Regions from separate parts of the Homo sapiens genome. Here region 1 is linked to region 2. Evidence: chromatin loops called from intact Hi-C (ENCODE). Cell type or tissue: breast epithelium. All regions are shown on one strand. Each heading gives the region's core, and the rest is flanking DNA. Links, peaks and the distances in the headings are about the cores only.

The links. Peaks named below come from ENCODE experiments on the same cell type or tissue, not always from the same donor. Only the 100,000 strongest peaks of a DNase experiment are listed, where the experiment ranks them.
Region 1: it touches region 2 in a loop (13-fold over the local background); 2 of 110 quality-filtered maps call a loop at or near these places.

Annotation. Positions count from the first base shown.
Region 1 is chr12:51,787,481-51,802,180 of GRCh38, forward strand. SCN8A (sodium voltage-gated channel alpha subunit 8) reads left to right here. Exons shown (of 27, transcript NM_001330260.2): 23 at 1,215-1,268; 24 at 1,801-1,938; 25 at 2,918-3,022; 26 at 6,891-7,161. Among named protein-coding and RNA genes, the nearest start is that of TMDD1, 20 kb to the right of the region's middle. In breast epithelium, for the core only: no CTCF peak of the experiment used is centred there; no DNase peak of the experiment used is centred there.
Region 2 is chr12:51,838,151-51,852,850 of GRCh38, forward strand. It overlaps FIGNL2 (fidgetin like 2), which reads right to left and starts at 10,568. Exons shown (of 2, transcript NM_001384995.1): 1 at 10,390-10,568. It overlaps FIGNL2-DT (FIGNL2 divergent transcript), which reads left to right and starts at 10,073. Exons shown (of 3, transcript NR_135803.1): 1 at 10,073-10,413; 2 at 12,111-12,160; 3 at 14,544-14,579. RefSeq lists enhancers at 6,764-7,474, 7,475-8,183, 8,894-9,602, 9,801-10,792. In breast epithelium, for the core only: no CTCF peak of the experiment used is centred there; a DNase peak (open chromatin) is centred at 8,862; H3K4me3 peaks cover 3,648 bases; H3K27ac peaks cover 4,645 bases; H3K27me3 peaks cover 381 bases.

The DNA.
Region 1 (14,700 bases), core at 30-8,029, 55 kb before region 2:
TTTGAACATACTCTGATACTTACTGGATATGTAACTTTGGACAAATTATTCAGCCTCTCTGATTCTCTGTTTCTTCATCTATTAAATATAGATAATGACACTTTGCATGGTTGTTAAGAGGATTTGTGATTTTTAAAAATTTCTTAGCACAATTCCCAGCATATAACCATGCTTAATTAATGAAAATTGCTATTAAGTATTTTTGTTACTATATTTCCATGCCTATATCATACAGTTCTTGGGAGACTAACTGCAATAACAGATGAAGCTCTCAACCTAACCTTACATATAGTAAGCACTCACTGTCAACTCATAGTAGAAGGCAAAGTTCATGGAATGAACTGTAGTTTTTCCTACCCCAAAGCTTTTTTGCTGTTGTATCCCAGTTCAAAAAATTGGACCCACAAATTGAATCCGCATTGGAGCATCTCCAGAAAACCAGTGCACATCCACAAGCCAGTCAAACATGGTAGTCACAGAGTCCCTGCCATATGCAAGATGCTGTGCTTGACAGTACAGTACTAGGGCCCTCAGATGAATAAAGACCTTCCTGTGCCCTGAAAAAACCTTAGAATCTGGTTGAGTACATAAAACACGGTGAATAGTACATGGATTATCCATATTTGTTTCCAAAATCAGTCTAGATATAGTAGACTGAAGGAGTAGAATTGGGAAGGGACTGTCAAGGATAAAGCTGGTATTGCTACTACATAGGCTATACATGTGTATATTAGTAAAGGGTAAGTCTGATCTTGTTTTTCTGTTAAATCCAACTATGAGTTTTTCCAACCCCCATCGCTTAACACCTTTTTTTTTTTTTTTTTTTTTGCTTACCACCTTTTTAAAAAATGATTCCTCAGTGGAATGGAATGCTAAGTTCCAAGCATTTTCAGTAGATTCCTGCCATTCACTCATAAAAGTTTTCCCTAACTTTAGGCAGGCTTCTCAGGCCCATGTTTTTGAGTCCTTTCGTAAAGCCTTAATCCCATTACCATTTTCAACATGTTTATTTGCCAAACTTTGTTGTTATTTTCAGGAACAAAGCCCTCCTGGGACCTGTAGTAACAAACAGAAAATTCTGTGTCCAAGGGAGGCTGCACCCAAACCCCTGTTCTGTGTTCTCACTGAACCTAAGCCTGGCCTTTGGGACCCCTGCCTAGACTCCCATCCACTCCCTTTATAGGCACCGTCTAATGACTGACTCTGTTTGCCAGGCAACCTTCAAAGGCTGGATGGACATCATGTATGCAGCTGTAGATTCCCGGAAGGTAAGGATGTACATGGCGAAAATACCACCTTCTCAGATGGCTGGAAAGCAAGCAGCATGGTATACCGAGCCCACCAAGAAAGAGGAAGGGATGAAGGAATGGAGGAGTTGACGTTTCTCTTTGGAACATTTATTGCTTGTGTTATTGATTATAGATCATTTTCCTCGTCTCAGTAAGTCATCACTCTCTTACATTGGCCCCCGATGATTAGACTGTTGATTTTTTACGTGGCCCCAGTGAAGCTGTCTATGCTTCAATCCTGCTTCATAGCAAAAGTATGGCTCCTAGCAGACAGCCCTCCCTCCCTGTGGCCTCATGATTTGCATGTTCTCCACATGAGTCAGAGGACGACTAGTGTCCTCTCAAGGCAGGCCATGCCAGTGTAGAGAAGGAGGCAGGCAGAAAGAATCTAGGGCTCTCCCACCCCAAGATGTTTAGCAGCTCAAATGGTCACAGTTACGGCTGATGGCCTTGGCGTGTCAAACTCCAAACTAGGAGCTGATTCTCTTCCTTTTATCCTGTCCTTTGACAGCCTGATGAGCAGCCTAAGTATGAGGACAATATCTACATGTACATCTATTTTGTCATCTTCATCATCTTCGGCTCCTTCTTCACCCTGAACCTGTTCATTGGTGTCATCATTGATAACTTCAATCAACAAAAGAAAAAGATAGGTCTCCTCCCCTCATTGCCAGTGGTTGGAAGTCAGCCCAGATAAGAGGCACCTTTGTCCCTATCTCTAGAAAGAAAATGTCCCTCTTTCTTTCTCTAAAATCTATATTGTTAGCTCACTGTGACCCTGGCCCCCATACGTTAGCCCCAACCCACTCTTTCTGTTCGGGGCTGGATTTTGCAGCATGTAGTTTACCACACTTACTAGCAGTCTTTTATTCTTGAGGCCTATTACTGGTCTTGGTCTCCCACCAGAAGCAGGTAGGTCAGAGAGTGCAGTCGAGCAACAGAGATGAAAAGGAAAGAAACAGATGAATAGCTATCGCAAGAAGTAGAAACTGTCTAGACTTGTGATTATCTAGTCAATCTCTGAGCACAAGCAAATTGGGATTTGAGAGACCCACCTTTGGAAAGTTTACTTCCTTACTTGTTCTAGATGGTTAACAAGTTTTACAAAGCAAATTGAAAAAATTGCTCGTTGCTCATTTTGTAAGTCAAGTCTATCCCAGCATACTCCAAGACACCCTCCAAATTGCTTTCTTGCACCAGAATTTCCAAATTTTGGGTATCATCTAAAATAAATTGGCTATCAGCCAGGACACAAAGATCTTTTTATTCTAAAATGTGTTTTCTAGAATGTATCAGGAAAGCTGGCCCCCAGAAAATGAGACTCTGAGATATGACTGCCTTCAGAGTCACTGCTCTCAAGTTTACCCTTTCTGAGGGTCTATAATTGGATAGTCCATTTCCTTTCTACCTTGGGACTGGAAGATCTTAGAAATCCTGAGCTAAAAACAAAGGCAGGTATCTCTTTAGAGCTGAATGATTATCGCGGGTCTACCCCACTCTGGGACAGCTATTAGCTACAAAGGAAAGGGATAGGTCTCCCCTCAGTTCTCAGTATTGAACCTTAGGTCCAAACCCATAGCATGTTGAGAGCCAGTTGTAATTGTCTGTTTTCTTCTTCCCTCCTTTACTTCGGAGGTCAGGACATCTTCATGACCGAAGAACAGAAGAAGTACTACAATGCCATGAAAAAGCTGGGCTCAAAGAAGCCACAGAAACCTATTCCCCGCCCCTTGGTAAGTGCATTGTGCAGGCTGAGGCCTTGGTGAGAACCCATATAGGAAAAGTACTAGTAGAGTTACTGCAAAGGAAGGAAAAAGGTAAGTGATTGGCTGCTTTGTGCCTAATCCTCTCCTCACCACCCATCCAAAAGATCTGAATAGGACAGCAGAAGAACAGGGATTAAGGCATGGGGGCTTTTACATCAATCCTCGACCTATCCTCTGAGCCTTCCTTGGGCAGCCACCAAGAATCAGCATGTGAACCACATTGGCTTTGGCCCTAGTAGAGAGATGTTTTTAGAGACAACCAAAAGTCAACAAGAGAAAATGAAATAAAGTTGCTCTCTTTCCTGCCAGTTCAAGATAGGATTTGGTCATAATTTTTTCAGCTTCTCTCTGCTCAATAAGGATGTCTTTGCAGGATGTATCTAGAAGTTAAAATCATGCTTCTGGTTATTTGTGGGAGCAGAAGAGGGTAAAACTATGGGAGTCTGGTGCCCTGATTGCCTCTCTTGAGCTGAGCCTTTTATAAAACAGATTAGGGGGCTGAGATTCTGCTCCATTGTTCCATTGGTGATGGTTGTCTTGTTTCAGAGAAGGAGAAGGAGATACCCTGCTCCTGATTCCATATATCCGGTTGGATGGGACATCACCCCCAAAAGCCAGGCCCAAAGTTCCTTCTTCTGTAACTTCCATTTAGCAACTTTAAAAAACAGACACAACACCACCAAAAAAACCCAGCAGAACCTTTAATACAAAAGCTTCCCTGATAATCTAATTTGTAGAAATAAAAGTAGAGTGACTATGTTTGAATCAAGAGTTATAGTTCCAGAACGTTTTCTCCCCTCACCCCCACACGCCGCACGTGGTACATCTACCGCATCAACTTTTGAAGGAAAAGAAATTCTAGGGCTTTGCAGGGCAGATTGAAAACCACCAAGTTAAAGTAATCCTGGAAATAAGCACCAGCCCAAGTATCTCAGTACTTCAAACAAACAAACAAACAAAAAAGCAAGGAATCTCAAGAAAGAGAACATTTGGGGTTTTTTATTTCCTTGATGTTAAGCCTTCATTTTGTGATAGAAATGGGACTAAAGGGAATAGAAAAGGGTTAACATTTCTAAAGTTCTGTTTAGTACTTTCCATATGGGAACCTGAGTGTATTTTCTTCCACATTAAAATATAACTTCCAGCCTAGGCAACATAATGAGACCCCATCTCTACAAAAAAATTTTGTAAAAAGTAGCTGGGCGTGGTTATGTGTACCTGTGGTCCTCACTACGTAGGAGGCTGAGGTAAGAGAATTGCTTGAGCTTGGAGGCCAAGACTGCAGTGAGCCATGACCGTGCCACTGTACTCCAGCTTGGGCAATAGGGAGGGACCCTGTCTCAAAAAATACAAAATAAAATAAAATATTTTAAAAAGTAGGAAACATTAATAAAGAGTGATTAACATTCATTTAGCAAATATTTATCAGTCTTTACTATGTACCGTGCACTAAGCATTATGTGATGAACAAAAGGTAGACTGCTGTCATGGAGCTTATAATAGTTGGGGAGATAGATAATAAATAAGTAAGCAAACAGCTACAATAAAATGTGGAAGATTGTAGGAAAAAAATTAACTAGAGGGCTATAAGTGGTGGATCTACTTTAATATAGTAGTCAGAGAAAGCCTCACTAAGGAGGGTCTACTTGAGTGGATGAGAAGGAACTGGCTGGGCACGGTAGCTCATACTGTAATCCCAACTTGGGATCTAGAGGCAGGCAGATCGCTTGAGCCTAGGAGTTCTAGACCAGCCTGGGCAACACAGTGAAACCCCATCTGTACAAAAAAAAAAAAAAAAATTAGCCGAGCCTGGTAGCATGCCTGTAGTCCCAGCTACTGAGAAGGCTGAGGTGAGAGGATGGCGTGAGTCCAGGAGTCAGGGCTGCAGAGGATATGGTAAGCTATATCATGCCACTGCACTCCAGCCTGGGGAAGACAGCGAGACCCTATCTCAAAAAAAAAAAAAAAAAAAAAAAAAGATGGAACCAAAGAGCTGGGGAAAGAGATTCCTGGCAGAATACACAAGACCCCAGAAGCAGAAAACAGTGTGGCCAGGGGGTGGCGAGCCAGAGGAGGGACATTGATGAGCAGAGTCAGACTGTGCCAGGTGTCTCCCCGTAAGCCAGGTTAACAAATAGGGATTGTGTTGCAAGCCCAGTGGGAAGCTCTTGAAAGGTTTTAAGTAGGGGAATGATGTGATCCATTTGTTTTTTGTTTTATGTTTTGAGACAGAGTCTCTCTCTGTTAACCAGGCTGGAGTGCAGTGGCGTGATCTCGGCCCACTGCAACCTCTGCCTCCCAGGTTCAAGCAATTCTCGTGCCTCAGCCTCCCGAGTAGCTGGGACCACAGGCGCCTGCCACCATGCCCGGCTAATTTTTGTATTTTTAGTAGAGACAAGGTTTCACCATGTTGACCAGGCTGGTCTTGAACTCCTGACCTCAAGTGATCAATTTTGGGAGGCCTCGGCCTCCCAAAGTGCTGGGATTACAGGCGTGAGCCACCGCACCTGGCCATGATCCATTTGTTTTAAATCATTACACTTGCTATTATATGAGGACTGCATTGGATGAGGGCAAGAGAAGAAGTGGGAGACCAGTTAAGTGGCCATACAAGTCCAGATGAGAGATGATGGTGGCTCAGGTTAGCATAGAGCCAATAAAAATGGAATGAAGTGGATGAACCCAAGTTATAATTTTGGAGGAAGAATCAACAGGCCCTTCAGTGGATCAGATGAGGGAGAAGAAAGAGACAAAGATGATGCCCAGATTCCTGGCTTGAGAGCCTGGATGAATAATTGAGATGAGAGGAACAAGCTGGGTGAGGGGCAGGGAACAGACTTGGCTCTGCTTTGGACTTAACTGTGAGAGGCTTGGACATGGTAAGTTTGAGATGCTTATGAGTCATCAAGAAGAAGTGGCAAGAAAGCAACTCAGGATCAGAGGAAAGGTATGGGCTGGAGAAGAAAAGCTTAAGCATAAGTACATAGGTATCACGTAAGCAGCAGGAATAGATGAGCTCTCATAGAGCAAAAATTTAGAGAAAGAAGGGATTGAGAGAAGAAATGGCTGGCAGATGAGACCAAAAAAGGAGCAGCTGGGTAAGTAGGACGACAGCCAGAGTGTGTGGTGTCACAGACGCAAAAGAGAAGTGGGTCAGCTGGGTATAGTGGTGCACACCTGTAGGCCCAGCTTATTGGGAGGCTCAGGCAGGAGGATCACCTGAGGCCAGGAGTTTGAATTGCTATGTGCTATGATCGCGCCTATGCATAGCCACTGCACTCCAGCCTGGGCAACACAGTAAGACCCGTCTCTAAAAACAGAAAGAAAGGCCAGGCATGATGGCTCACACCTGTAATCCTAGCATTTTGGGAGGCCAAGGAAGACAGATCACTTGAGGCCAGGAGTTCGAGACCAGCCTGGCCAATATAGCAAAACCCCGTCTATGCTAAAAATACAAAAAATTAGCCGGACGTGGTGGTGTGTGCCTGTAATCCCAGCTACTCGGGAGACTGAGGCATGAGAATTGTTTGAACCTAGGAGGCAGAGGCTGCAGTGAGTCAAGATCGCACCACTGCACTCCAGCCTGGGCAACAGAATGAGACTGTGTCTCAAGAAAAACAAACAGAAAACAGAGAGAAGCTGGTAACTTTGGAAAGCTCTTGGTGAGGTAATATTGATGTTGGTCTCCATCCATGCTCCTGATAGAGCAGCAGAGCTGACCAGTATTACAGAAAAGGAGGGAGAGGGTACCTCGATTAGCAGGGTGACAGCTTCCATAGGTTGGCTTGGAAAGGTTTTCATGAATCTTTTATCTTTTCCTTCCCTTCCTCCCCAGAACAAAATCCAAGGAATCGTCTTTGATTTTGTCACTCAGCAAGCCTTTGACATTGTTATCATGATGCTCATCTGCCTTAACATGGTGACAATGATGGTGGAGACAGACACTCAAAGCAAGCAGATGGAGAACATCCTCTACTGGATTAACCTGGTGTTTGTTATCTTCTTCACCTGTGAGTGTGTGCTCAAAATGTTTGCGTTGAGGCACTACTACTTCACCATTGGCTGGAACATCTTCGACTTCGTGGTAGTCATCCTCTCCATTGTGGGTGAGTGGGGTTGGGGAAGTAGGCGAGGGGAAAGGGGACCTGACTGATTGTGAGGATGAGATTTCCCAGGAGAGGAATGAATGACACAGGTCTGAAGTGCAGGCAAGATACCCTCATAGCTTAAGTCCATGTGTGCCCCTGAGTCATCTCGGGGGCCTGCCTAGCAGGTTCCATGGTCAGTGAGTTTCTACTGAGTGTTCTCGGTAGTCTTGGATTATAAATTCTGTGGCTCAGGGAAAAAAGAAAAAAAAAGAAGATTGGTTCTTGCTTTTAAGGAGTTTAAAGTCTAACAGGGAAGGTAAAAGAAAGTTGTCATTAAAAAATGTAGCACAATAGAAGTATAAAATGAAAGAAGGAATGATTGCTAAGTTGGCCATTAATGAAATAGTCTAGGTAAGTTCTGGTGGTGATGGCCATGGTAGTGCTGCTGTTACTGGCAGGGCTTGTTTACTGAGATTTTACTGTGGGCCAACTACAGTTTGAGAGTTTCTTCACCTGTGTTATCTCATTTGATTCTTATTACATCCCAGGAAGCAAGCTTCTTTATTATCTGGACTGTATACATGTCCACAGCCACTCGCTAGGAGGTGGTGGAGGCATAACTCGAGTTGATCCCAAAGTCCAAGTTTTTTAACAGTGACTGTGTGCATTTTGCTTCAACCTAAAAGTGTGGGGGGATGATGTCCTGGCAGGCAGGCAGAAGGAAATGCCACCCTGTTGATTGCCCTCCCAAAATGTTTCCTTGCCTTCCTGAAAGGCATCTTTTGTGATAAAACTCAGCCTTGTTTCCAGGTAAGTTTGACTCATTTACACTAGAGAGAGTGCTCGAGACCCATGGGACCAGCCCCAGAGCTCCAGCGGCCATGCTGGGCCTAGTGTAGTGGTTATAAGGTACCAGAAGGCAGGGGTCTCCCCTTGGCCTGTGCCACCCTCTAGTTCTGTCCTCCAGAGCAGCATGTCCAAAAGTGTGTTGATATGTGGAACACTAATCCTAGACATTTCTCCTCAAGAAAAGAATCTCATGAGGGAATTACTTTAGGTAACACTGCCTTTAATTTTCCTTTGAGGATTCACAGTGCACATTACTGAATTCTCTTGGAAATCCTACGGTAAAGAATTCTGGGCCGGGTGCAGTGGCGCGTGCCTGTAATCCCAGCACTTTGGGAGGCAAGGCGGGCAGACAACTTGAGCCCAGGAGTTCAAGACCAGCCTGGGCAACATGATAAAACTCTATCTCTGAAAAAAAAAAAAAAAAATGAGCCAGGCATGGTGATACGTGCCTGTAGTCCCAGTTACTTGGGAGGCTGAGGTGGGAGGATTGTTTAAGCCCGGGAGGTCAAGGCTGCAGTGAGCTGAGATCACGCCATTACACTTCCTAGATGACAGAGAGAGACCTAGTCTCAAAAATAAAGAATTCTGTTTAAATGTAACATAGCATCCCACCTTTATTAGACCAGTTTCCTTTTTTTCAGTAATAATAATGATAGCTCACATTTAAATGGAACACATTATGTGCCAGGTACCATAATAAGTGCTTTAAATATGTTAATTCATATAATCCTCTCAACAAACCTCTAAGAATCCTGAGGAACTGAGGCACAGAGAGGTTCCCAAGACATGTGGCTGGTAAGTGAGCAAGTGGGGATTCAAGCCCAGCCCCTGGCCTCAAGTCCATTCTCCTAATTTCTCACAAAACACACTTTGGACAATGCTACCCTTGTCCACTGCTCTTGAAACTTTCCTGGCCACTTATCGTTGAGTGACACAGAAAATCCACAGACCAAATCATACCCCCTATTTTCAAATGGTACTCTAAAAAGAGGAAGATGTTTTTGATGATGGGGATTTTTATTAACATTAATTTGTTCAGAAACAAAAGTATAGAAATCATCTTTTTAAAGTAAGAAATGTATTAGAGTTTTGTAGAGGGACAAAACTAATAGGATAGATGTATATATGAAAGGGAGTGTATTAAGGAGAACTGACTCACGATCACAAGGTGAAGTCCCACGATAGGCCATCTGCAAGCTGAAGGGAGCCAGTAGTGGCTCAGTCTGAGTCTCAAATCCTCAAAAGTAGGGAAGCTGACAGTGCAGCCTTTGGTCTGGCCAAAGGCCAGAGAGCCCCTGGCAAACCACTGGTGAAAGTCCAAGAGTCTAAAAGCTGAAGAACTCAGAGTCTTATGTTCGAGGGCAGGAAGCATCCAGCGCGGGAGGAGATGAAGGCCAGAAGACTCAGCAAGTCAGCTTCTTCCATCTTCTTCTGCCTGCTTTTTCTAGCTGAGCTGGCAGCCGATTAGATGGTGCCCACCCACATTGAGGGTGGGCCTTCCTCTCCCAGTCCACTGACTCAAATTAAAAGTAATGGCAAAAACTGCAATTACTTTTGCACCAGCCTAATCTCTGGTAACACCCAGAAACGATACTTTGCATCCTTCAGTCCAATCAAATTGACACTTAATATTAACCATTACAAGTCCACCCCTTGCCAACTTGAACCCATACACATCTCCTGAAATCATACTTAATCTCCAAATAAATACAATAATAAGGTCCTAATTACGCCTAACATAATACAGCTATCCTTCATACAACCAGAAGCGCACTAATCCTTAACCTGAATGCTATTACATAAAGTTAACAACACTTAAATGCTGATACGAAGTCAACAAATCTTACGTCACATGATAAAGGAAAAAGAAAAGAACTAAAATGAAGATATTTTCCTAGTACAAGTGTATACATGCACAAACATGTTCTTAACAAAATGAGGAAATACTCATGACAATAGTCTTCATTTCTGCAACTGGTCACGTGGTCGTAGCTGGTATTGATGACTACCTTCTACTACTCATTCTATATTCACTTTGCCTTCAGCAAGCACCACGGCTGGTTGTGGTTATTTACCTGGTGGAGTGACCCAAATCTTCATTCCTAAAGGGTTTGGGGCATTTGTAGTCCTACCTGGATTGGGCTGTTGTAGTTTCCCATTGACCTTAATCACAGGGCATGCTAATACTAAGAGACGCCCTAAGGGATCTCCTGTATTCCATGCATACTCTTCCATACCTCCATTGTGGAGCAGTAGACTGATTTCATCTTGATAGTCTGGGTCAGTCACCCCAGCCAACACTATAACTCCCTTCTTAGACTGTTGACTTAGAGGTAGCCCAAAGTGGCTAGGTGGCCATCTTAACTTCAGGTTTAATGGAATCATTGTTGTGTCTCCTAGTGACAGCATTCCTCCCTCTGGAACTAAGACCTTTAGGCCAGCAGAACATAATGTCGCAGGAACAGGAGGCAAAAATTTTGCTAGCCGGTCACTAGGGGTGATGGGGAGTGGTGCCACTTCCATTTCCACCCCTTGATTCCTGGACCCATGAATCCTGGCTATGGGAGAAACAGTACCATATATTGGACACTGATTCAAAGCATACATGGCCTTCTGGAGAACTTTGCCCCAGCCCTGCAAAGTATTGTTACCTAGTTGGCATTGTAATCATGACTTCAAAAGGCCATTCCACCATGCTATCAATCCAGCTGCTTCAAGATGATGAGGAACATGGTAACACCAGTGAATTCCATGAGCATGAACCCACTGCCGCACTTCTTAGCTGTAAAGTGAGTGCCTTGGTCAGAAGCAATGCTGTGTGGAATACCATGATGGTGGGTAATGCATTCCGTGAGTCCACAGATGGTAGTCTTGGCAGAAGCATTGCATGCAGGATAAGCAAACCCATATCCAGAGTAAGTGTCTGTTCTGGTGAGGACAAACCGCTGCCCTTTCCATGATGGAAGAGGTCCGATATAAGCAGCCTACCACCAAGTAGCTGGCTGATCACCCCGAGGAATGGTGTCATATTGAGGGCTCAGTGTTGGTCTCTGCTACTGGCAAATTGGACACTCAGCAGTGGCCACAACCAGGTCAGCCTTGATGAGTGGGAGTCCATGTTGGTGAGCCCATGCGTAACCTCCATCCCTGCCACTATAGTCACTTTGTTCATGGGCCCATTGGGCAATGACAGGGGTGCCTGGGGAAAGAGGCTGAGTGGTGTCCACAGAATGAGTCATCCTATCCACCTGATTATTAAAAGCCTCCTCTGCTGAGGTCACCCTTTGGTAAGCATTCATGTGGGACACAAATATCTTCACAGTTTTTGACCACTCAGAGAGGTCCATCCACATACCTCTTCCCCAAATTTGTCACCAATCATGCTTCTTTGAAGTCCCTGACCATCCAGCCAAACCATTTGCTACAGCCCATGAATCAGTATATAATCACACATCTGGCCATTTCTCCTTCCATGCAAAGTGCACAGCCAGGTGCACTGCTCGAAGTTCTGCCCACTGGGAAGATTTCCCTTCAGTGCTCTCCTTCAGGGATGTCCTAGAAAGGGGCTATAGTGCTGCAGCTGTCCACTTTTGGGTGGTGCCTGCATTTCGTGCAGAACCGTCTGTAAACTAGGCCCTAGTCTTCTCTTCTTCTGTCAGTTGATCATAGCGAACTCCCCATGAGGCCATCTCTGCAGGCTCTGGGAGAGAAGGTAGGGTGGCAGCAGTGGGGACCATGGGCATTTGAGCTACTTCCTCTTGTAACTTACTTGTGCCTTTAGGACCTGCTCGAGCCCAATCAGGTGCATACCATTTCCATTTGACGATGGAATGCTGCTGTGCGCACCCAACTTCATGGCTAGATGGGTCAGAGAGCACCTAGTTCATGAGAGGCGGTTCAGGCCACATGGTAACTGGGTGACCCATGGTCAAACGTTCAGTTTCCACCAAAGCCCAGTAACAGGCCAAGAGCCGTCCCTCAAAAGGCGAGTAGTTATCTGCAGAAGATGGCAGGGCCTTGCTCCAAAATCCTACGGACCTCCTCTGTGATTCACCTATGGGGGCCTACCAAAGGCTCTAAACAGCATCCCTATCTGCCACTGATACCTCAAGCACCACTGGATCTGCTGGGTCATATAGCCCAAGTGGCAGAGCAGCTTGCACAACAGCCTGGACCTATTGCAGAGCCTTCTCCTGTTCTAAACCCCACTCAAAACTGGCAGCCTTTCAGGTGACTCAATAAATGGGCCGGAGTAACATACTCAAATGAGGAATGTGTTGCCCCCAAAATCCAAATAGGCCCACTAGGCGTTGTGACTCTTTCTTGGTTGTAGGAGAGGCCAAATGCAACAACTTATCCTTCACCTTAGAAGGAATATCTTGACAGGCCCCTCAGCACTGGGCCCCTAGAAATTTCACTGAGGTAGAAGGTCCCTGAATTTTAGTCTGATTTATTTCCCATCCCCTGGCACCCAAATGTCTCACCAGTAAGTCCAGTGTGTTTGCTACTTCTCGCTCACTGGGTCCAGTCGGCATAATGTCATCAATGTAATGGACCATCATGATATCTTGTGGAAGGGAAAAGCGATCAAGATCTCTGCGAGCAAGATTATGACACAAAGCCAGGGAGTTTATATACCCCTGAGGTAGGACAGTAAAGATATATTGCTGGCCTTGCCAGCTGAAGGCAAATTGCTTCTGGTGGACCTTATGGACAGGAATGGAGAAAAAGGCATTTGCCAAATCCGTAGCTGCATATCAGATACCAGGAGATGTGTTAATTTGCTCAAGCAATGAAACCGCATCTGGTACAGCAGCTGCAGTTGGAGTCGTCACCACTTGGTTCAGCTTATGATAATCCACTGTCGTTCTCCAAGATCTATCTGACTTCTGCACAGGCCAAATAGGAAAGTTGAATGGGGATGTGGTGGGAATCACCACCCCTGCATCTTTCAAGTCCTTGATGGTGGCACTAATCTCCACAGTCCCTCCAGGGATGCAGTATTGTTTTTGATTTACTGTTTTTCTAGGTAGAAGCAGCTCTAATGGCTTCCATTTGGCCTTTCCCACCATAATAGGCCTCACACTACCAGTCAGCCAATATGGGGATTCTGCCAGTTGCTAAGTATGTCTGTGTCAATTATACATTCTGGCACTGGGAAAATGACCACAGGATGAATCCGGGACCCACTGTAAGTCAGACCTGAGCTGAAACTTCATTAATTATCTGACCTCCATAAGCCCTTACTCTAACTGGAGGACCACAGTGATGTTTTGGGTCCCCTGGAATCATTGTCAGCTCAGAGCCAGTGTCCAGTGTCCAGTAGTCCCCGAAAGGGGACCAGTTACCCTGGTAAAAGACCGGAGGTCTCCTTGGGGAAGCATGGGAGAAAGATTAGCAGTATAAATTGTCAGTAGTGTAGTGGGGTCCTTCCTCAAAGGGACCAGGCCTCCCCTTTATTCAAGGGGAATATTATTCTGGGTCTGTACGCTGGTTCAAGTCTGGAAATTGGTTGAGGGGGCATGATTCTCTATTTTTATAATTCAAATTAGCCTTTTGTCCACTTGACCTGGAAGTTTTCTGCTTACACAAATCAAGAAAGAATGTAGTAGGCTTCCTATCAATTTCACTTCTAGGAACACCATGATTAATTAGCCAATGCCAGAGCTCTACACTAATCAGACTATTCTGAATGCTGCTTTGCCTCTGCTATCCATTATGGTAGCTACGCCCACCTTGCCTTTGACAGTTGAGTGCCCCCACTCAGCCCCTGCCACCTTGGGATCCAATTATTCCCATTGCATTTAAATTATCCAGTTAAGTGACTGCAGTTCCCACTGTAAGATCTGGCATACAGGGAAGAGCAATCACAGAGCTCTTCAAGGATGCAGGTGCTCCCCTCACAAATCTGTTTTGCAAGCTATTAAGGGTATGTCTTCTGGACCCTACCAGTTGGGATGAGTAGGTCTAAGGTGACTAATCCACTCTAGCATTCCAATCTCCCTAAGCCTTTGGATCCCTTCCTCTACATTAAACCAAGGGAGATCAGGCATTTCCAGCTTACTCACAGTGGGCCATCTTTTGATCCACGTTTCAGCTAACCAAGCAAATAAACTATTAGAACCTTTTTAACTCCCCGAGCTGCGATATTAAACACAGAATCCCTGCTTAGTGGGCCCATATCAATAAATTCAACCTGATCCAACTTTATGTTCCTTCCACCGTTGTCCTGCAACCTTAATATCCATTCCCATACCTGTTCTCCAGATTTCTGCTTATACAAATTAGAGAACTCCAGCAGGCCAGGCGCCATAGCTCATGCTTGTAATCCCAGCACTTTGGGAGGCTGAGGGGGGCGGATCACTTGACGTCAGGAGTTCAAGACCAGCCTGGCCAATATGGTGAAACCCCGTCTCTACTAAAAATACAAAAATTAGCCGGGCATGGTGGCATGCACCTGTAACCCCAGCTACTCCGGAGGCTGAGGCACGAGAATCACTTGAACCCAGGAGGTGGAGGTTGCAGTGAGTGGAGATTGCACCACTGCACTCTAGCCTGGGTGACAGAGCAAGACTCTGTCTCAAAAAAAAAGAAACTCAAGCAGTTCTTTTGGAGTGTAGCTCATCTCGTGAGTCACACTCTGAACCTCACTTCTAGAGAGCTGCCATGACTTGAGTCTAGTTACAGGTCTAGAAACAAACAGGGGTG
Region 2 (14,700 bases), core at 4,163-12,162:
CTATGTTGGAGCAGGTCAGAGATGGATGTCAGCTCCTGGGCCCTGGGGGAAGAAAGGAGTAAGGGCTGCCCTGTCTGTGTGCTTCCCAGAGGCCACTGCACACTGGGCTGGGAGCTGGATCTCCATTGTCTCATTCAGTCCCCTCAGCAGGCTGCTGGGAGGATTGTGGTGTGAGCCTGTTCTACGGTGAGACATACTCCTTCCCTTCTCCCCTTTCTCCACTTCACTGGCTGCTCCAGGTACCCCACCCCAATAGAGCCTGTACCCATTAGTAACCTGGGTAAGGCAGGTGTCTGAAGGGCAACCTGAAAGACTGACCCACGGCTTGCAGGGGTCTCTGAGCCCACTCTAGCCAGCCCTTCCCCCTCCCATGACTCAGGTATTGCAGGGAGTGAGCACTGGCCTCAGAGTCAGCCTCTGAGATGTGGGACAATGTCTTGATCTGTTTCCTCCATTGTGAAATGGGGGGTGGAGAGGCAGCATCCCCCTCACAGGCTGGCCTGAGGGCAGTGAAGGAGAGGTGGAACTTTCCTGACTAGCTAGAGGGGCCACCCATGCAGGACCCAGGGCAGGCTCCAACTCGCTCCTAGAGACTGGCTAGGTGCAGTGGCCTGGGAAAGAGGTGGGGGGGCTGCTCTCCAGGCCCAGAAGGACCCAACTCATTTGACAGAGGACTCCAAAGAGAAAACATAATCCTGGAGCTGCCTGCGGGGCCCCAGAAGAGCTCTGCCTTGCAGGAATGAGTTCCCTGTCCTGCCCTGACCAGCTGACCGTCACTGAAAATACAGTCCCAAACCACAGCTTCCCAGGATGTCCTCGCCTGACCCCTGGCTGCTCTGACCTGTGTCCTGGGACATCTGTCACCAGCCTCTCCTCTGCTAATAGAGGGAGGAGCACCAGGGCCCTCCCATGACCCCCCCAGCCCACCCTCTGCCACTTAGAAACTGCCAGGCAAGTCTCATACTCCTGCTTCAAGTCCCTCCTGACAGCCCACTGTGCCCAGACGTAACTTGGTCTTGAGCCACATTCTTCACTGTCCCCGGGAATCTTAAGAGGAGAGGTAGGAATCTAGGTGAGAATCTTAGGACCCTCTGGGAGGGTCCACAGAGACCTCAGACTCAACATGCCCAAGGAAAACATCTCCACCTCCTCTCTCCCGATTCCATCTCTTCAGCTAGGCTGGAAACCTAGGAGTCCCTGTGTCTGTCTCTCCAGCCTCCACTCATCTAGCTGGCCATGAAGTCAGGTTAACACTCTCTCTAAAACAACCCACAGCTCTCATGTTCCCCACCACAGCTGGCCCCACCTCTGAATTCTGCCTCTGTTCTCTGCCTTCCTAATCCTTCTTCTGTGTGGCTGCTAGGGTGGTCTTTCTGTCTAAAACAGACTCAGCCTCCTACCAAGCACAGAGACGATGTTAACCCTTCAGCCTGGCACCAGAGGTGGATGAGTCTGTCCTTCCTTCCAGCTTCGGGCCCTTTCCAGCTCCTCCAGTCACATCAGCCCATTCTCTCTGAGGCTGTTCCTGTCTCCCTCTTTGGTGCCCCGAAGCATGTTCCAGGCACTTCTGCCCTTCCACTCCAATGCCCAATTTAGAGGTGACATCACTTGTTAACTGGGTTCCCATTCCCTCCGCTGCTCAGCCAGCCCCTGTCTGTGAGCCCTGGTACAAGTGGCTCTCTAGCCCTTTCTGCAGCTCTCTCTCTACCCTGACCTGCTCCTTCCCAAAGTCCCCTCCCTCAGAAAACATTCCCTGACACACAGTGGTAGAAAGAGCAGGGCCACTGGGAACGAGGATGACCTGGACTTTTTAATGATAGTCATGACTTTTTGTCAGCAATTACTTTTTAAAAAGATGACTTGCTTTTTCATTGAGGAACAGGGATTTGCAGTTGACTCTGCGCTTTGCCCTGTCTGAAGTCAGTTCCCCTCCCTGAGGCTCTGTTTCTAGCACACAACGCAGCCTCACACCTGTGCACTCAGTGATGGGCACTGCGGGGAGGGCGCAGGTGCTCAGTGGAGGCCGCCATGGACTGTCCTCTGTCCACTTGGGGTGGCCCTGTGATCTGGGGCTGGTGAGGTCCTTCCAGTGCCTGTCTCCTCTTGGGTCTGCATCTGGGGCTCCTCTTTGCCTGGGACTTGGCCCTGCATGGGCGAGAGATGGAGGATGAGGCCAGAGCTCTTCACCACTTTCAGCCTTAGGCCCCTTTCGCAGTCTGGAAAACCTATGACCTGTTCTCAAAAATACTTCCTCAATGCATAAAAGAAAAATACATGGGGCTACAAAGGGAATTAATAACATTGGCCAGGCACGGTGGTTCACGCCTGTAATCCCAACACTTTGGGAGGCTGAGGCAGGCTGATCACCTGAGGTCGGGAGTTCAAGACCACCCTGACCAACATGGCGAAACCCTGTCTCTACTAAAAATACAAAATTAGCTGGGTGTGGTGGCACATGCCTGTAATCCCAGCTACTTGGGAGGCTGAGGCAAGAGAATTGCTTGAACCCAGGAGGCAGAGGTTGTGGTGAGCCGAGATCACACCATTGTACTCCAGCCTGGGCAACAGAGCAAAACTCCATCTCAAACAAAAACAAAAACATTGGAATACAGTTATCTGCAGGAACTCCTCAGGGTCATGGACCACAAGGCTCAGCCCAAGAGCCTAGAGTCTCTTGGAGGGCCCCACACTTCCCCTCCCCGTAGCCAGTTTTAGGATCCAAGGTTGACTTGAGTCTGTTTGGGTGGCATGTGGCCTCCAAAAGGCTTAAGCTTTAAAGTCTGGGTGATCCTGTGTGCCCTAGCCCCAAATATGGCCCCTTCCCGTGCATGGGGGTGGGAGAGAGACATGCCCCCACAGGGCCAGGCCTTACCAAAGGCGAGGAAACAGGCCCAGGCAGCCCACCCAGGAGTCCCCAGCAGCTGCCTCAGCCCCTCCTGCCCTCTTCCCAGCCCTGGGGGGGCTGAGCCGAGTAACTCCAGCTATGCAGCCCGGCCGGTCCACCTGGGTGTGAGTGGGCAGGGCTGTCCTCAAGGGGGTGGCCCCCTACACCTGCAGGGCCACAGGAACACAGAGGGAAAAAGATACTGGGGGGAGGGTGCTAGGAAAAGACTGAGCAACCACAGCAGCTCCTGTCTGCCTGCTCCCATATGGGATTCTCAACACAAGCCAAGTCCGGCCCTGAGTGCTTCACACACATCAGTTCATTTAATCTGAGTGAGGACGTTATTCCCATGTTGCAGGTGAGGAAACTGAGGCTCGATTAACTTGTCTAAGTCACCAAGCTGGGACAGATGCCACCCCCAGCAGTCTTGCTCCAGATACTTCTCTGCCTGCCACAGCAGGTGGTGGTGTTCCCATCGAACAGCTGAGAAAACTGAGGGAGCAGTTCATTCCCACCCTCTTCCTCAACCTCCCCTGCTCCCCCAGCCCTCCTTTCTTGAACCCCCTCCCACACTTAGCCACCAACCCCGGAGCTTAGCATATCTCAAACTTGTTCTCATGGGACCAGATAAATCCCTGCCCAGGTCTGAGAGGCGCTGGCCTCAAGGCTAGGACACAGGACTCTGGTTAGGGTCTCAGCCAGACTCTGCAGAGAGTGATCAGAAAGGACTGCAAGGCTGAGACTGTGCCAGAGGAGTGGGGAGGAGAAAGGCTCCTGAAGACCAGATCTCTGCACGACCGTGGCGGCCCCTGCAGCTCTGCACAGCCCCTCCTCCCCTTTTCCTCAAAAGAAGCAAATCCTCCATGAAAGATTTTTGGCTTCACAGAAGGACTTGGCCCCATCTGAGAACACGTGAGCCATCTCTAGAAGTGCTGAGTCCCCATCAGTGGAGGCACTCGGCACCAGAGAATGCCTTTCCCGGGAGGGGCACTGCTGGGCAGGTGGAAGGGCTCTCCCCTCCTCTCCCCTCCTCTCTTCTTCTCTGATATCTAATGATCACTACAAACTCAACAAGTCCCAGAATGGACTCCTGACCTCCTCCTACCTCAGCCTCCCAGCTGCCTTCCTCATTTTACGCAGCTCCTTTTTTCTCAACAAGGGGCTCAGTCCCCAAAACTCAGGCCTGAGGAGGGCCACAGTGTGGAAGACGATGGTAAAAGAATGGCCAGCCCATGCCGGACACAGTGTGCCTGGAAAGGAAGCCCCTTCCTAGAGGAGTGAGGACCCAGCCACTGATGAAATGCTGTCCCTCCAGAGAGCAAGGAGGAAGGTGCAGTTTCTCCTGGTGTCCAGAGAGTTCCCAGGGAGCCCCTTTGCTCCAGCAGAAGGCAACAGACAGGCTGGGTGGGGAGGGAGCCGCATGATATGAGGGCTGGGGAAGAGGGATCCTTTTTCAGGTATAACCTAAATCCTACCAGTTTTCTTTCCCCACTGGCCTGGAAAGAACAAACACCTCCAGATTCTTAAGCATCCAAGGGTCAAATAGGGCACTCGGCTGCAGGTGGACCCTCCCCAAGCAGTGGCCCTTGTCTCACTTTGCTTCTAATGCCCACCGACACAGCCTCCCCCAGGAAAAGGCAATCTGCTCAGGACTCCTCTGAGGCAAGCCCCTGCTGTCAGATGCTGATCCTCCCCCTTACAGCCTCTGAAACCTGTCCTGTACCCTCGCCATAGCCCAGAGGCTGCCATTCCCCAGCTCACATGCCCTATGTGGCTTCCTTCTGCTTAGAGAATGCAGGGACAGTGGTCCTAAAAGCATAGCCTGTCCTTTTGCCTCTTCGCTGGTCCCCAACATCTTGTGAGCTCCTTGAAGGTGGCACCACATCAGAAAATAATGGTTGCTGGATGAATAGCTACCTGGATAAAATATTCAAGGCCTCACAGCCATGATACATGCTAGGCACTTGTGGCAAAGCAACACCAAAGCTGGGGCCACCCTTGGGCTCTCCCTGGCCATGTGGGAGGCTGCAGGTGGCTAAGGAAGCCAAAGCATAAAAGCCCCAGCTCAGAGCCTGGTCCATAGGTGTCCACTGCATGTGTGGGGAGGCTCAGGAAGGCCAATCCTGGCTGGACACCCGCGGGAGCAGCTGAGGTTCACCCAGAGCCTTGCACAGTACTGGACACAGTGCGTAGGTGCTCAACACAGGTTTGTTAATAGTAAATGAAGTCTCACGGCTCACGTCTGTAATCCCAACACTTTGGGAGGCTGAGATGGGCAGATCACTTGAGGTTAGGAGTTTGAGACCAGCTTGGCCAACATGGCAAAACCCCGTCTCTACTAAAAATACAAAAAAAAAAAAAAAATTAGCTGGGCGTGGTGGCATGCACCTGTAGTCCCAGCTACTCAGGAGGCTGAGGCATGAGAATTGCTTGAACCCAGGAGGTGGTGGTTGCAGTGAGCAAAGATCATGCCACTGCACTGCAGCCTGGGTGACAGAAGAGACAATCTCAAAAAAAAAAAAAAAGAGTCAATGCAGCTTGTTTGTCACATCTTCACATCCATCCCTGATTAATCACAACACTGGGCTGGGGACCATGTGGCCTGAGTCTGCCCTGGCAGTGAGAGGGGACAGAGGGAGGTATGCTGCTACCTTCCAGATTCCTGCAGGCATCCATGCTGCCTCTCCTCCCATCTACCTGCCCACCCCCTGTCTGCCCTGACTCCATGTCGGAGGGGGCTTCAAATATGGCCTGGCAGGCTGGTTGCAATGGCTCACACCTGTAATCTCAGTACTTTGGGAGGGCAAGATGGGAGGATCACTTGAAGCCAGGAGTTCAAGATCAGCCTGGGCAACATAGTGAGACCACCGCCTCTACAATTTTTTTTTTTTAAGATGACTTGGGCAAGCACTGCTGTGGGCCAGAACTTTCACACACACATGCCCTTTCCCCATCCTCACTCCTATGCTAGAAGGTCGTTCTCTGGAGTCCCTGGGCCCCGAGTCACTAAGCGGGTCCCCAAGGTAGGCTTCAGAATCAAAGGGGCAGACTATTTGAAACCAGGGCCACATCACCATCATATGAGGTTCTTATCCCCATTTTAGAAATGATGAAATTGAAACCCAAACAGATGAAGTCACTTGTCCGGAGTTACATCTGATTAGCAGCAAGGGGTTGCTGAAGCACAAAGCTTGGTCTCTAGGGTAGGGGTCATAACTGGTCATCAAAAATGGGGTTGGGGCTACAGAGGCAGGCCATGGCCACTGCCCAGCTCTCCCACTCACTAAGAACCCCCACTCTGCCTCCAACCCTGAAGATGAATATTCCAAAGGCTGACACTGTCCATACCTCGGTACTAAAGGAAAAGACAGAAGGCACTCAGGGGGTTCGCACTGCAGTCCCCTTTCCTTGGCTAAGCAAACTGGGGAAATGCTGGCCTCAACAGTAACCACAGCCCTGAGCACCTGCACCTAGAGTCATTCAAGACTAGGACTCAGGTCTCCCAGCTCTGACTCCTTTCATCCTCACAATATCCTGCTTAGGAGGTGGACACCATTCTTCACTCTATTTTCTCACCTCACAGATGAGATACAGAGTGTTTAACAAGTGTGTGGAAGCGTTAACTATGATTCATCAAGATGCTTATGAAACTGCTCGGAGAAGAGCAATTGCCACTTGTTCCTGGAGACAAGTGGACCCTAAAAAAAAAGCTGGACAGCCTCTCTCCAAGCCACATAGTCAGAGATGAGATGACCAGCCCAGACCCTGACCCAGCCAGTGTGAACTCTTCCCACTTAAAGGCTGGCCTAGTGCCTCAATCTCATACCCCTGGTCGCTTGGTTCTGGCGGTCCTACTGCAAGTAATATGGCCATGGAGTGAGCACTGAGTGGGGAGGTCAGGAAACCCAGGCTGCAGGCATGACTCTGTCCTCAGCACATCAGAGAGGGATGGACTGGGGTGAGGGTTTCTTGACATAAGGTCCCCATGGGCTTCAGGGGATCCAAGAATCCTCTAAAGCAGAATGCAAAGTCTGGTGTCAATTAACGGAAGTGCATTTTTCTGGGGATGGCTTTCATCAGTGTCTCCAAGGGCTCTGTAAATCAAAAAAAGTTATGGATACCCAGAATGGGTAATCTTGGAGGCTCCTTCCATGCCCTAGTATTCCTGGGTTATATATGGGTTTAAACGTGAAGTACACTCCCCATCCTTCAAGGCCAATTCAGTGGCTGCTCTGGGAAGCTCTAACAGATTTCTTGCTTCTTTGACTGCAGGGAAAGGCTGGGAGCCCAACACCACAGAGCCTGGCAGGGTCCCTCTGCCCTGATCTCCCTCACCAGACAGCCAGCTCCCAAAAGGGGGCAGGACCAGCCCAAGGCTAAGGTAGCAGATGCCAGCACCCCATACTTGACCTCTTGTGGCTCACCGCCCCCCCCCCACAGTCTCTGTCCCCTGAAGGGGGTCTCAGGGCTGCAGAGCACAGGGGCACTGGGGCCTGGAGTCCACATCTCCCTGCTGCAGCCCTGGAGCTTTGCAGAGCCATGCTCCTTCCAGGAACCTGGTTTTCATTAAATCGGGTAAAGGAGTCGATAACCGCCAAGTCCAGGAGAGGCAAAGTTCTGCTAGAAGGCACAGGGAAGGTGAGGGAGACCAGCCTGTCTCTTGCCCTCCCTGGCTGACCGACGGCAGGGGGAGGGGAAGGCAGGGCTCCTAAGGGTCCAGCAATGGCAGCAGTCGGAGCTTGGGGGGAGAGTCGGGGGAGTCCTGGCCCAGATAATAAGCAATTGTTAATGTGATCCATATGGATCCTGACTGGCCTCTCTGTTTAACAGAATGATAATGGCAGGGAAAGAATGCTGGTCTGTGGGGAAGGGAAGGGGCAAAGTCCTCCCCGGACTTGGGGGGGTGGGGTAGGGTCATGGGGAGGAGAAGGAGGCAAATAAGGGAAAGGGAGAGGAGGAGCCCCACCCAGGGGTCTCCACCACCCAAGAGCACAGAGCTGTTTACCTGAAGGTGGCCAGATTCCATGCTATGCAGACTGCCTGGCTAAAGGCCCTTACAAAACCCCTTTTATTCAGCCAACCAATATTTATGGAGCACCCACAAGGTGTCAAGCCCTGTGGCAAGCCCACTGGGGGCAGGGCCAGGGAGTACATGCTCCATTTCAGTCAAAGCCCTGAGTGGACCCCGCCACAAAGGCGGAAGGGAGCACAGGTGCAGGCCACGGAGGGAGGAGCAAGTGACAGAAGCTCGGGGCTGGGGAGGTGATGCGGAGGAGGTGCGCATCCGAGTTGGGCCCTGAAGAATAAGGAGGTTGTGGAAAGACAGGGACAATGAGGAAGGCATTTGGCTGGAGGAACAGCGGGAGCAAAGGCAGAGAGGCGTGAAATTGCGTGGAGAGAGCCCTAGATCTCAGCAATAAAGCTGCGGCCCAGGCAGGGCAGGGAGGGGAGTCCTGATCCATAAAAAGCTGTGGCCATGGGTGAGCAGAAGAAAGGCAGGAAAGGGCTCTGCGACGCCACACTCAGTCTGGGTGGCTCTCCCCAGCCTTCGCCCAGGCTGGTACTGGAATTGACAGTTACGGGATCCTCAGCCCAGCCCTCAGCCATACCACGGCCAGAGAATCGGGCAGGGCCTCCGAAGCCAAACTCATTTCTGTGTCTCTCAGCCCCTTCTGTTTCTTCTTCTGGGGCGGGGGTGGGGGCAACAGGAATCCCCCCGAGGAATGCGGGTCCTCTAGGCCTCCCCAGGAGCAACTCCTCTGCCCCACACAGCCTAATTCCCTTTGGCCCAAAAGGGCTTCGCCCAGAAGATATTACAGCGAGGACACGAGGGTCGCTCCCGTCTGCCTTGGATGCCAATGGAATCAAGTGGAAAGAAATGAAATGGTGTTAAACATGGGAAAGGGGATTTACGAGGCCTGTCACCCGTCCAGCCCAGCCACCCCAGCAAGCCCCGCCCCTTTCCTCGCCCACCCCAGGAAGTCCCGCCCCGCCCCCTGCCCGCAGCTCGCGCGGCCGCCCGGTACCCGCGTCCCACAGCTGGGTGGCGGCGGCACCACAGCACCGGGCAGCCCGGCGCGCCCGTCCTTGGGGGCTCAGGCACAGCGGGGAATGGCGTCGGTTCCGGACTGAGAGGCTCGGGGAGGCTTTAGGAGGATGCTATGGGATTTCGGGGTAGGCTCCGGGAGGGTCTGGGACTCCCTCTGCAGGGTCAGAGGGTTTCGCACCGTGGCATCTGCGGGCCCAGCCCACTCCAGAGACTGGGCGGCTCCACAGGGGAGGCCCCACGGCCCAGGAACCGGGAAGCCCACCTGCGCCGTAAGCCCAGAGTTGGGCTGGAACCGGGTCCCCACTCCTCGCTGCCGGGCGGAAAGCAGGAGACCGCTCCGCCGCCACAGCCCGTGCGGACAACACAAACATTCTTCAGTCCTCTATTCTCCTCCAAATTAGGTATCCATGGAGACAGGGCCGGCAGCCTGACAGCCCTACGGCCTAATCCTGATTTAGTGACCGTCCCTTTAACAGCCCACCCACCCGTCCACCCACCCCTGCGCTCCGGGCCGCCGCTGGGCGCAGGGTCCAGGCCGCGCGCTCTCTGCCCCGCGCAGACCCCTTCCCAGGCCTCCTCCTCTGGCGGGGGCAGGGGGACCAGCGGGGCTGGGGAAGGGCACCAGCATTTGCTGATCACCTACAGGGTGCTCAGCAATCTGCGAAGGACCCTCTGCAGCGGCGGGGGGGTTGCTAGCATGCGAATCTCTGTGTAGAACAGGAGAGGGCTCTTGCGGTGGGGAAGTTTGAGGGGCCCTCTCTGGAGAGCTGGGCGCTCCGGGGGTCCCCCTTGTTGCCTGTAGCCCCAGGGTGAAGGTGAGTACAGCCTCCTACAACCCCCTGACTCTGAGACGCGGGCTCTGTTCTCCCGGGCCAGAGGAGAAGACATGAAGAGGGTGGGTGTTAGGGGCGCGGGGACCCTAAGTAGCCTCGGCCTCCTGTCACTGCCCCGTCACCATGCTGGGGAATCTCCGGGCCAGTAACCCAGCCCCCACCCCTCCCACACACACACACAGGGGCCGCTGGACAAAGACCTGACGGAGTGGGAGGGGCCTGCGGGCCGGCCCTCGGGCTCCGGACGCTGGATCCTTCTGGGACCCGAACCCGCAAACCTTGGCTCCCCACCCCCAGGCCAGCAGACGCCCCCGAGCCGGCTGCTCGCTTTCGCTGCAGCCCCCGCACCAGAGGGGGCTGCGAGACGGGTGCCCGTCGGCGGCCGGGCGGCTATCCCCTGCTCTGCCCGCCCCCTCCCCCCGAGAAGTGACCCTCGGCTCCCACGTACCCGCTAGGGTCTCTCGCCGGCCCTGCCCTCCGACCCCCGCCGAGCTGAACCCCGCGACTAGCAGCCCCCGCCCTCTCGGCCCTCTCCGGCCCCGGGCCGGCGGACAAAGCTCCGGACACCCTGACCGAACGGTCACCTCCCCCCGCCCCATCCCGGCCCGCCCGCGGCCCCGTACCTCGGCATCACGGCCGGGTCCTAGGTGAGTGTGCGCGGCCTGGGGGCGCGTCCGGCCCGGGGACCGGGGCGGCGGCGCGGGCCGGGGGCGACAGGCCTGGGCTGGGGGGCAGTGGCGCTCACCATCCTGGAGCCGCTGCTGCTGCGGCTGCTGCGGCCGCCGCGGGCGGGAGCGGGACTGGGCAGTGGGGGTGGCCGGACAAGGGGCGGCCCCGGCTCCCCCCGCAGGAAAGACCCCCACCCCCACCCCCGCCTCCCCTCGCCCGCCCCCAGGGCCCTCCCTCGCAGGCCCTCCCTCCCCTCCCCTTTCCCTGCTCCTCCCTCTCCTAGTGCCCCTCTCTTCCCCCAGCTCCCGCCCCTTCTCTGGCCCCTCCACCCCCGGCTTCTTCCCCGCCCTCCCCCACCTCGCCCCCGCCCCGCCCCCACCTCCCCTGGGCTCGCCCAGCCCCTCCTTGCCACCCTCCCGGCTGGCCCCGCCCCCTCCCGCCCCTGGCTCTAAAATAAATTAGCCACAGAGGGGAAAAAAGAGCAAGTGACCCTCGGTGTGGAGAGTGTCCTTCGCCACTCTCAGACCCGTCCGCCCCGCCTCTCCCGGCCGTCGGAGCGGGAAGCTGGGGTTGGGGTGGGGGTCGGGCCGGCGGGTAGGGGTGGGGGACGGCATGGGGACGGGGCCGAGGCCGGGACTGAGCAGCCCAGCCCGTCGAGCGTGTCCGCTGGATGTGGGCGGCTTCCTGGGTCGAAGGGCAAAGGGGAAGGCAGCCGGCCTGGGCCCGCCCCGTCCGCGGGCCGCCCCAGACCCCCTTTCCCAGGACTGCCTTGGCCCCCTGGCCCCAGTCTGGAGGACTCTTGCTCACTTCCTCCGCCCCCAGGTGAGCTGAGAACCCACTGCGCGCGGGACTCTGCTGCGCCTGCCCTCCCGGGCTGCAGAGGGCAGGACGCACCGCCAGGCAAGGCCGCGGCTCTGCGCTGATGCCACTCCGGGAGCGGGTGGCTGCGGGGGAGGAGGGCGAGCACTGGACGGGGGCAGCGGAGTGTAGGGTGTGAGATCTAAACAGAGGGCTCCACTGGAGGGCTTGCCCAGAAGGCGGCAGTCACACTGGGCCAAGCAGGATGACTGGCAGGAAGAAAAGATGAGGGATGAATCCCAGACCTCTAGTCCACTGAGAGTGTCCAAAGACATCCGTTCAATAGATACATACTGAGTGTTAACTTTGTGCCAAACATTGGACTGTGCACCAGGGATACCCAAGAGAGTCCAAGAGGCACAGCCCTGTCTTCCTGGAGCTCCCAGTCGAAGGGTAGACAGAATTCTGCCCGACACACACACACTCAAGGCTTCATCAGGGATAAAGGCCAGGAACCGGCTTTGCCCCAGGAGAAGGTAGGAGGAGGGCTGTGCTGATGATGGAGGGTCCAGAGAACCTTCCTGCTGTTGAGCCTCCAGATGTCCCAAGGCAATCCTGTTTCCACCCAAGGGCAGTGCTTAAGGGTCCTCTCTCCTGAGAGCTTGTTTCCCTTTTGAGTGGCTGCCTAGCCTGAGTGTCAGTAGGGCAAGATTGGCCCTCACCCACTAGCCTGTAGAACTCCAAACACTACCCCCTCCCTTCTTCTAATGCAGATTCCCCTGCAGGCTCTGGGGTCTGACAGGTCTGGGGCACTCCTTTAGGTGCCACTCAGGGAAACAGAAGGGGAGGGCCTCAGTAGCTCCCACTTCTTTTCCAGCCCACATTTGGAAGCAACCGGCACCCACGCAGGTTCTGGAACTTGCCAAGGTCAGTGTCTTTTCCACCTCCAGAATTATCTCTTCCTTGCCACTCCCCACCCCCAGGGCTCTGCCCTGGCACAGGAGGAGGGACGTGTCAAGGCTCAGAGTGCTAGAGTAGCCCCTGGCTTCAGAATCAGGCAGGATGAAGGGAGCCACAACCACCATGCTAGGAGACTGGAACCCTTGCTGGAGGAACAATCCCAGGATACCAGCTGGAAGGAACTCCTTGGCTATTTCCTTATTGTTGGAGCACTGGAGGCCCAGAGAGGAGAAGTGACACACTTGGGGTCACACAGCAAAGCTGGATCTAGAATCCACTGCACTTTTTCCACCCCTACCTGTCAGGTTCCCTGACAGCCAGAGACAGGAACTAAGGGAAAGACTAATATCCTTATGAGCTGGGTGCCTCAGCCAGCAGGATTAGTGCCAGGAAGCCAAGTCTGGCATTGCCAATGGGGATCCTGCTCCACCATGCTCCAGGGAAGGGGGGATGACAGGAGTGGGGTTGGACTGAGGCGCTCAGTGTGAAGGAAGGAATTGATCATGCGCTCCCCTGGAGCGGGGATCCGGTTCTCCTTCATCCTCTAGGAGTCCGGGAGTAAAGGAAGGACAAGCTTAAAGCTAAGGAAGGCCTTGCTAGTGAGATAGTGGAAGACACCAGCCTGCTGGATAAGGCCTTCGCTGGACTCCAGGGGCAAGACCAGCAGCTTGGCAGTACTGAGTTGTTTCCAATGGGCGGACTGCTGTGGGTGATATTAAGAGGTTTAGTTAGCAGGTGGGGGTGAGGTTGATCATTTCACCCCTCCACCTCCCACCCTGCACCAGTGCTCAGGGCGATGAAGTGTGGCTCCCCCTCCCAGAGCTCATTAAAGTCCTGTTAATACATCATCCAGCCTCCTGGGCTGACAAATACTCTGTTCATCACATCTCTACCTCCTGCCCTCTTGGGCAGGGCCCGAGAGACTGATCTCTGAGGACTCTGGGGTGACCTCACTCCTGGCTGTCCCCAGTCAAGGGATCTGTGCCCTGAGAGCCCCTGCTGAGGTGGCTGTGATCATCCCCAGGCAGGTCAAGTGCCTGGCAATGGATTGGATAATAATAGTGGTAATGATGGTGGTAATGTGTGGCTTCTGCAGAGGGCCCTCCATTCTTTCCCAGATCTTTTGCTAGTATCACACCCAAGGTGGAGAATCCCACCCCCATCCTGCCCCCAGGGGAGACAGGTGCTATGCTTGGTTGTGTGGCTGAGTGCAGGCACCTGCTGCGGGCGCATGCATGTGGGTGTGCAGCAGAAGTGTGGGAGTGTGTGACCTTCCTGGTCCAGAGACCTGCAACAAGGGCTTTCTAAAAACATTAAGAAGAAAAATAACTCCGTGGGTCTAGGGAGAATCAGCTCAAAGGATTTTGGAGGGAGGGGGGAGAGTTAGAGGGAGGAAGTAAAAGCTAGAGAGAGAGGGCGGGAGGAGCAAGTAGGGTGAGGAGGAAGGAAAGAAAAGGGCCCCGGGTTGGGGGAAGGATGGGGTGGGGGGAGGAAGGGAGAAAGAAATGGAAGAGAGGAAGAGGAAAGGGCGGGGAGGCCTCTTTGTGGTCCTCTGGACTGGCCACTCAGGAGTCATTATGAGCAGGAAAGGAAGGAAATGTGTCCTGGCTTGGGGATTGGGGTGCGTGCCCAGAGGGCACCACACCCAGCTGGGCTTCCCCCCAACCACACTTGCCCGGGACTCAGGCTGCTGTCCCCACAAATGGAAACTCTAGCCCTTCTCATTCTTGCTCTTTGCCCATCAAGGCCCAGTTCCCAGTGCCTCCCCAACCCTGATCAAACCACCCCAAAAACTCTTACTCTTCATGAACGTATACCAGCTTTGCCTTCCCACTGTGCTACAAGCTGTGTCTAGTCTGGATCCTATCCCCACCCCACATCCAGCCTAGGAGCCCTCGAAAGCCTGTAGGCAAACTAGAAAACATGTTCCTCCCTCTATGCAGCTCAGACTTGGGAGGAGGAGCTGGGTGGCTATCAGTCTCCGCTAACTCCTTGGGGCCCAACACTTGGGGACGCTGATACCTCGCTTCCAAAATCGTTACCCCACACATGGCCCTGCTGTTTGTTCTTTGAGCAGAAGCACATCCTGCACCATCCTGCAGCATAGCTCTTCAGCCAGCACCCCAAATTGATCCCACCATGTACCTTACAGTCACACAGAAACTCCCACTAAACATGCATACCTTTTTAATACCTCAGAATCTTTCTGCCTGGAATCTCATTTCCCTACTCTGCCTGATGAGCTCCTATTCATCCTTCAGAACCCAACTCAGGTATGCCCTTCTCTGTAAAGTCTTCCCTATCTGTCCCGCATCCTAGCAGAGCACTTCCAATCTTTTTTTTCCCCTAGGTTCCAGGGGTTGAGCCCACTCCATCCTGTCCAAAGGCAGAAGCCTCCTCCAAGTCCTGCACGATCCGCCCTCTAACATGCAAGCCCATCTGGAACCTCTGGAATCCTACTGGGCTTCTTCGCTCCCTAAAGTTTACAGACCCAGGGCAAAATAGGG